Linked DNA regions of Homo sapiens: region 1 is linked to region 2. The links are chromatin contacts, found by Hi-C in ENCODE. All regions are on one chromosome and are shown on one strand. The core of a region is the stretch at or near the end of the contact, and the rest is flanking DNA. Distances in the headings are between cores, read along the strand shown.

Evidence for each region. A loop is a pair of places that touch in the nucleus more often than their neighbours do. Pooled maps may share reads with other maps.
Region 1: a loop to region 2 is called in a pooled map, with 5 times the contacts of the local background. The contact joins the promoter of PIP4K2A here to the promoter of STAM in region 2. A Hi-C loop is called at or near these places in 3 of 50 pooled maps.

The regions. Positions count from the first base shown.
Region 1 is chr10:22,712,329-22,716,615 of GRCh38, forward strand. PIP4K2A (phosphatidylinositol-5-phosphate 4-kinase type 2 alpha) reads right to left here and starts at 2,250. Exons shown (of 10, transcript NM_005028.5): 1 at 1,855-2,250. The coding sequence starts at 1,998. RefSeq lists silencers at 986-1,095, 1,396-1,515, 1,686-1,765, 2,066-2,735 and enhancers at 1,896-2,504, 2,505-3,112.
Region 2 is chr10:17,642,779-17,647,043 of GRCh38, forward strand. STAM (signal transducing adaptor molecule) reads left to right here and starts at 1,373. Exons shown (of 14, transcript NM_003473.4): 1 at 1,373-1,601. The coding sequence starts at 1,562. STAM-DT (STAM divergent transcript) reads right to left here and starts at 1,140. Exons shown (of 1, transcript NR_110370.1): 1 at 1-1,140. RefSeq lists enhancers at 327-975, 976-1,625, 1,048-1,117, 1,268-1,387.

The DNA of each region.
Region 1 (4,287 bases), core at 1,000-3,499, 5.1 Mb after region 2:
TCAGACGAGTTCCCAGAAAGCACACTCTTTTTCGGCAGCATATTGTTGACACTACCTTACTAAATTAAACCCCGAGACAGAAACACTCTCCTGACCAAAACACCAGAACTCCAAAGGAGATAAAAGCACCATAAATATGAGTAAGCACTACAGTATTCATCCTTTTTTTAAATTGTAAGTTTCTATTCTAGTAATAAGGGACCCAAAAACTACTAACATAAATAATAAAAGAGCTTAACAAAATTATACATAACTCTACATTGTAAACTTATTACTTAGGAAAAATTGCATTTCATTTTCCGTAATAAAACTTGAGAGAGGAGTTTTTGGTGCAGTAATGCATGCTCTTGTAACAACTTACATTCCCAAATAGCTAAAGAAGTTGCCAGGAAGTTAAAATGAACTTCAGTGAGTCAGTCATTAAGCTGGATAAAAATAATCATTTCTCAACTTTTCCAAAAACACTCACTCCATGCAAACACGATCGATCCTGATACTGTTTTGCCCTTCCCCCTGCTCAGCTTGGGGAAGAAAAATACAAAAACGATGCTTTTAGGCATTTTAAACAACTTCACTACATTGAGGGTGTGTGTGTGTGTGTGTGTGTGTGTGTCTGTGTGTGTGTTTTCCGAAAAACCAGCATGGTTTTCTGTCATTTCCATTACGCTGAAAAGGACATACAGACATCCATCGAAATCAAAAGCAGGGAAAGCGAACTTACACTTTTCCCCAGATGCTAAGTGACTGCAGTGGCTAAGGTCATGGTCAAAATTCACAGCTCGTTTAAACTTTCCTGGCTGAGCCAACAGCTCCGATCATGTTTCCTGATCCTATCGAAGTGGATTAAAACTGCAGGAGTTTCTCGCTGTCAGATCAGCAGGAGGCTATTTCAGACCCTCGAACCGCAGTCCGCATAGCCCGCAGCGGCGCATCCTCCAATCCCCGACTGTGCGTGACGCTAACCTTTCCACGCGTTCTCCAGCCTTTCCCACACCCCCCACAGCGGGTGCGGCCAACTCGGGACCCCCTCCGCCCGCGCCCGCCGGGACCCCCGCCTGCTGTCCCCGCCCCGGCCGCCCTTCCGCAGTCGGTGACTTCTGCCTGACTCCCCAAAGTGGGGGGAGGCGACGAAGGGAGGAAGACTCCCCGCCAAGGGCTCTCCAGCCCGCACAGCGGCAGGGCGATGCGGGAGAAGCGCAGGGATGCCGCCCGACGCCAGAGCCATATTTACATCGGCTGCTGCTTTGCCAAAAAGCCGACTTGTGCCCAGTAATATTGCCTTTAAAGGAAAAAGAAAGGACCTAAGCACTAAAGCTGCTGCCCCAAATCTGCTCGCGCTCCGGTATCCTCGCCCCAGTGCCCCAGTGGGAGGCTCGCACGCGCCCAGCCCGGGACAGGTACACCTGCCCGCAAGCGGAAGACGCGGGCGCCGCGCGGCCCCCACACCGGGTAGCGGTCGCCCGGACCCGGCCCCCAGCAGCTCCCGCCGGGGCTGACAGCCGAGGCGCCGTGCCCCGCACAAACTTCCTACCTCCCAGGCTGCGGGGACCGACCTGCGGGCGGGCGGGCGGACCGGGGGCGGCACTGGCACCCACCGTGAGACTCACATGCACACGGGACCCCCGACCCGCACCGGGCCATAGATCTAAAGGGGACGCAAGTGGTGGTGCCTGGGCGGCCCAGAGGGCTGGGGGCACGCGCCGCGGGGCTGGGGGCTTCGAGGCGGGCGAGCAGCCGGAGGTCCAGGGCTGACTCCGGCTCCCCGCCCCGCAGCAGCTGCAGCCGGAGGAGGAGGGGAACGAGGAGGAAGAGGAGGAGGAGGAAGGGGACCGCGCGCCGCAGCTGAGCCCTTACCGAGTGGTTTACCCCCCACATGAGGACGCTGAGCAGCGGGTCGCTGGCCCGAAACAGCTTCACTTTCTGCGCTACGAAGTGCTTCTTCTTGGTCTTGGTCTTGCTCGCCAGGACAGAGGACCCTAGGTTGCCGGGGGTCGCCATGGCCGCCTCCTATGTCCCCTCCACCGCCGTGCTCCCGAGGCCGGGGACCCGCCCTCTCTACACCCCGGCCCGGGGAGGCAGCCGCATCCCCCCGGCGGCGGCCCCGGCGCGCCGCGCTCCGCTCCGCCCGCCGCCGCCGGCGCGCTCAGCCCCACTCGGCTCGCTCCGCCCGCTCGGCCCGGCAGACTGCGCTCGGCTCGCGCCCCGGCCCGTATCCTGCGCCCGCCGCGGATCCGCGCTCAGCCCGCGGCTGGACCCGGCGCGCGGCGAGCGGCTTCCGCGTTGGGCGCCGGCGTCATGACGCAGGGGGCGGGCGGGCAGGCGGGAGGCGGCTGCGGCGCCGCGGGCGGGGCACTGGGTGCGGGGCGCGGGGCGCGGCAGCTGGACCGTTAGGCTGCGCCTTCCCGCCCCGGCTCCGCTGCAGCCGGGCCGCCCCCTGTGCGCGGGCGACCTCCGGGCGTTCGCTCCCTGCCCGCGGAGGAGGCCGTGGGTTGCGAGCGGGAGCCTGGGGACCCCGGCTAGGCGTCCCCTGCCGCTCCCCAAGGAGGGAGAGGACAGAGTGGGCAGAGTGAGGAGGTTGGGGAGAGGAGCCCCCAGGCGTCGATCAGGCGAAGGAGGGAGGCTCATGCACTCACCCACGCCACGAGTCAGGAGACCCAGCCAGGTGTGAAATGCTGCAGGGAGACCAGGGCTTCCCAGCACCGAGGGGAAGGACCCGGGCACATTGCCGGGTCAGTCCCTGAAATGAACTTAATACTTTTGTGCGGATAACCGTCTGGCCTTTCAGACCCTCGATATGGGCCTCCTGGAGCCATTCAAGAGGGAGACTCCCACGTAATAGGCTGGGCTGTCACTGCCAACCCACTCCGTGCCCGGGGCAGGAACCTCGGACCTCATCGAGAGCCCTTGGCTTAACCAGTAGAATCATGCCCCAAAGTGCACCTTCTTCCAATCCATCACTATGGTACTTGCCATCCCTGCCTGTTTTCCAGTGCACTCACCGTCCGTGGAAATCTGTTCACCGTCTTCCTCCAGATACACCTAAATGTAGCCCTTATTATGCTGAGAATACTTGGCCTACCTCAGGAAGCTGCCATTCCAAGTATGTCTAAAACCCTGCTGCCCCCATATCGTCCTTGCAGTCGTCATCCTGTGCTATTTACTCTGACCCAGCTCACCAGTCCTCACGGAGTAGGTTCTTGGAAACTGTCACCTTAAGCAAAACAACATATAACAAAACCAAATTTGCCATAGGCTGACATATAAAAAAAGAGTTAAGTTCCTACAGCATTATTTCCGGTTACAAAAACATCACCGAACTTCAAAGTAAAAATTCAAAACACTTCTAATATTAAACATTAAAATAAATGTGAGCTATACCTCTTTTTTATTTTTATTTTTTCCCTTGAGATAGGGTCTCGCTGTGTCAACCAGGCTGGGGGTGCAGTGGTGCAATCACAGCTCACTGCAGGCTCTACTTCCCCAGACTCAGGTGATTCTCCCACTTCAGACTCCCCAGTAGTTGAGACTACAGGCGCGCACCACCAAGCCTGGATAAACTTCTTGTATTTTTGGTAGAGATGGGGTTTCACCATGCTGCCCAGGTTGGTCTCGAACTCCTGGGCTTAAGGAATCTGCCCACCTTGGCCTCCTAAAGTGCTGGGAATACAGGCACCAGCCACTGCACCTGGCCTACCTACATTTTTTAAAGATTGATAAAAACAAGATAATGGTTTGCCAAATTTCTAGTGATTAAGTGAGCGATGGTTGCTGTGGTGCTGGGTTAAGTCAAGGAATAAGTGTTTGCAAAGCAAAAGTTGCCTGTAGGACCTGCTGCTACCATGAAATTCAAAAACAATCACAAATATGGTAGCTGAGTGCACTCCTATCTCATTTATTGTCGTGCATTTTTATGATTAATGTACACTTACATATTTTTATTTTACAGTCATTTGTTTCACGGATTTATTCATTTTTCCAACTCATTTATTCCAGTTCAAGGTCACAGATAGTGGGAGCCTTATCCCAGCTGCTCAGCTTGGGCAAAAGGTGGGAACCATCCCTGGATAGGATGCCATTCTGTTGCAAGACACACACACACACACACACACACACACACACACCACACACACACACACACACCCCTACACTCACTTAAACTGGGACCATTTAGGAAGGGGGCAGTGATTCATGCCTGTAGTCCCAGCACTTTGGGAGGCATGAGGCAGGTGGACTGCTTGAGCCCAGGAGTTGGAGACCAGCCTGAGCAATATGGTGAAACCCCATCTC
Region 2 (4,265 bases), core at 123-2,622:
AGTATGTGAGTGTCTGACTCCTCACATCCCTGATTCTTTGCAATTTTTTTCTTTTTTTGAGACGGAGTTTCGCTCCCGGGTTCAAACGATTCCCAGCCTCAGCCTCCCGAATAGCTGGGATTACAAGCGCGCACCACCACGCCCGGCTAATTTTTTGTACTTTTAGTAGAGACGGGGTTTCACCATGGCCAGGCTGGTCTTGAACTCCTGACCTCAGGTGATCTGCCGGCCTCGGCCTCCCAGAGTGCTGGGATTACAGGCGTGAGCCACCGCGCCCGGCCGATTCTTTGTAATTTTTACCTAAATGACAAAACATTATCTAACTGCTACTTTAATTTGCACATTTCACTTTTAGAGGTGGGACTTCATTTTTAATGAATTTTTAAGCACTCTTTGATTACTATGTATTAATCCTGTGTTGACATGTCAATATTAGTTTCCACGCTACATTTGGAGATGCCGTAATTTGCGGGATAATTTCCATTTACGTACAAGATGTGCTTACTAAGTTTGTTCCAAGTGGGACGCAACATCTCTAGTAGATGCTCCTTAAAACTTCTCCATCACACAGAGAATAATTTTTATTGGTTAACTAAACTTATAAGTAAAATAAATAAACCAACATTTTGGGTTGCTAGGAATCACTCACTGATCAACTTTTAGCTCCAGTTTTTTTCTGTTTTCTTTTTTTTGCTCAGTCTAGGGAGGCTATCTTGGGCTGTGAAAGACATGTCACCAACCATCACAGCTGCTGAGTGATTGCACGGTTAGTCAGTAGGTGCCAACGCCCTGCTAGAAGAGCTGTCTGCAGATTCCAAAGCCGGGCGTTCAGGGACTCCCGGGAAGGAGCCAGCGTTACCTCAGCCTCTCCGAGGGACACGCGCGCCCTGAACACTCCCCTCTTGGGATTCAGGCCAATTCGTTCAGCTCCCATGACTTCATCCGAGCAAGTTTGTCACCTCACGCAGCTAATTAAACTGTTTACCTAGAAGATGATCCAAAGGAATTTCCATTTCCTTCCAGAGGGAATACAAGGTTATGATAACCGAGAGAGCGAGAGGAAAAAAGGCGCACAGCTCGACCCGAACTCAACCTGCTTTCTTTCTCCTGGCTCTCCCAGTCACTCCTGGGGTTGTTAGTAGGCTTCAGCACGCCTGAAGGACCCCGTCCTACGGAGACTCCTAGCCAAGGGAAAAGCAGAAAACACAAGAACTAATTCCACTCTTATGTGTGACTAATTAAAAGAGGAGTCAGGCAGAGGGGACTCCCTGTTCAGCCTTTACCGATGGGGCAGGCTCGGGGCAGCTTTGAGACAGGCAGCGCCAAGGTCGCCCAGATTCCCGACAAGCTCCGCGCGGGGGCTTCCTCGGCTCCTTGCTGTTGCCGCCGCCGCAGCTGCTGCCGCGGTTGGTGGGGTTGGGTGAGAGGAGGAGCTGTCGCGGACCCTGTAGAGTCGGTCTCTGTTGCTCTTTTTGCCTGAGGAGTCTTCCATCCTACGTCGAGCTCTGACTCCCGTGCTGTCGAGAGGGAGTCCCCGGGGACACCTCGGCACGCAGCGGAGATGCCTCTTTTTGCCACCAATCCCTTCGATCAGGATGTTGGTAAGTGTTTTTGCCTCTCCCTGCCCATTCCTCACCGGACTGCACGCTCACTCTGCCAGCCCCTGCCTGCATTCAGGACCCTCGGGCCAGGGCCAAGGAAGAGCTCGCTCTTCCCCTTTCCTGAGGCTCCCTCCTTCAGAGCTGGGAGGAGGTTGAGGGCTTGGCGCATCCTCTTTGAAAGAAATGGGACTCATCCTGTGAAATGGGCCTTGAGCTAGGACTGTAGGTTGCCAAAGAACTGCTGAATGGGTTGGTGTAAAGGGCCTGGGAGGAGCAGCTGGTGTAGCATCTGGTGCAGGGACTGTGCTTCTGGAAGAACAGCGAAGGGCTTAAGGCGTATGTTGGCTAGATTAGGATTGTAAACCCTGTACCAAAAGTGCTTGCCTAGACAAATAAATGTTGAGCGTCTGGAACTGGCAGAATGTTTTAGGTAAGGTTCCTTAGAGGATTTTAAAATCTTTTGTAACGGTAACTGAAGGAGGGAGCTCTGGTTAAGGGTAGACTCTCAAACATGTTAGGAGCGATGAAGATGAAATACTTGGCAACGACTGAAACCGAATTGAGGACCTGAGCCTTTGGGATGTCTCTCTTAGGCTAGGTCTCTGCACTTTAAAAGGTGTAAAGAAGTGTGGAAGAAGTTGTTGAATCTGGAAAGAGTTTGAAATGCTACATTTTTGTTGTTTTCTGAATCACTGGTATTAGGTACTGATGATGTCAATTCAATAGGTTTGCTTTTGGTTTTTAATTTTATTTTATTTTATTTTTTTCTGACTTGAAGATAATAATTATGGGAATTTGAGTTTCCGGGGAGAGAATTTTGGTTTAATTTGAACGCACGTAGGAACTACCTTGGCACACAAGTGTGGAATGAAAGCAAGCCAAATACCATTTCCAAATCCCTTATGGCAGAATGTAATCATTACTGTGAATAAGGACAACCTTATGAATTTACTTGTCTTTGTGTATTTTAATTATGAAAGGTGGATGTTGAATTTTTCTTTTTAAACTCTTCCTTAGAGCATGTCACTGAAACTTGGAAGTTTATATAAGAGTAGAAAAAAGTTCACTCCTTACCTCTGCCACTTCTCAGCTCACGGTGAAATCATAGGCAAGTTAAATTCTTTGAGTTCCAGTGTTCTTGTCTTTAAAGAGGGGAAAACACATCATTCCATTCTGCAGTTAAATAATATGTCTAGAGGGCCTGCTACAGTACCTTTATGTGGTTGGCACTTACTAGATGCTACCTTTTTTGTTCCACCTTAAATGAGTGTCCTGAATCTTAGCAGTGGACAGAACCTTGGAGATCACCGATTATACTTAATGAATTGGAAAATTGCATTTAATTTAATAAGCAGTTAGCACACACTACAGGACACAGCAGCTCAGTGACATAAGAGATACAGTGATGAGCAAGGCCTAGTTGCTGTTCTCAAGCAGTTTTACATCTCACTACATGAATCTCTAGGGGAAATACTTAAAACAGCTTCTTAATACTTGCTTCTTCTGTTTACAGCACCTTTGTCTAGTTTTCTTGGTCCTGTATAATTTAGCTAGCAACTACCCAATCACCTTTATATTCTACTGACTTTGTGAACACATATTTGCATTGGATTCAGGTAAATTTCTTAATGTCAAACCCGTTCCTAGTAGCTGTACCACCCAGTTCAAACACAGGCACCTTCTTGCCTTTATGCTTTTGTCCTACGCTTATGCTTTCTTTTATCTTTCAACATATCCTTGTGTGTTAAGGCCAACTCAGAATCCAACTTGTTACACCTGAGTCATTTCCTGATTACTGTAGCAAAGGGTTTCTCAGTAGCAACGTTATTGACGGTTTGGGCCAGGTAAATATCTTTGTCATAGGAGTTTGTCCTGTGCAATGTAGGGTGTTCAGCCTTATCCCTGGCCTTTATCCACTAGATGCCGGTGACACCCAGCCCCCACTCATGATTTTAGAAGTCTCAGGACATTGCTAAATGCCCCCTGGAAGGACAAAATACCTCCCAGTTGAGAACCGCTGCACTAGTCCACTCTAATTTCCACCTTCTTACAAAATCCTCTAACTTATTTTAGCATTTTTGCCTTTACCGAATTATTTAGCATTCAAGATAGTTTTATACTCCTTAATGAGAGGTTGCTACATAGGAGGTGTTTAATAATGTTTGTTGAGTTGAGAATGTGTCAGTTGAGCCTGCCAGACATTATACTTCTTCAGTGTAGCAACATTGTTTTGCTCCAGAAAAGCTTACTTTTTAAAGTTGCTCAGGTTTTGGTATTGGACCAATTCTCTTCTCACAATCCTTGTATTGAAATATTACAAAAGGTTTATCTAAGAAGACCCCTCAGAGATTCCCAGTACATAAGCCTTGCACAGAGTCCAGTAGACTCATATTATTTTTTAATAGTATAACATATAGAATACAGTGTATAGAATACACTTAACAATTTTTTCTTTCACCATATCTACCAATGAATATGTCATAACATTAAAGTAACTCATTTGATACAGTTATTTATCACTTAACACTCGTATACATTTGCACATCTTCAAAATTAATTGTCTTCAGTCTTAATCTGAGGCTGAATCAGAAATTCACTGACTGATTTATATAATATAACATTTTTTATAAAGAGACACAATGCTGGTGATAGCTTTTCCCTTGG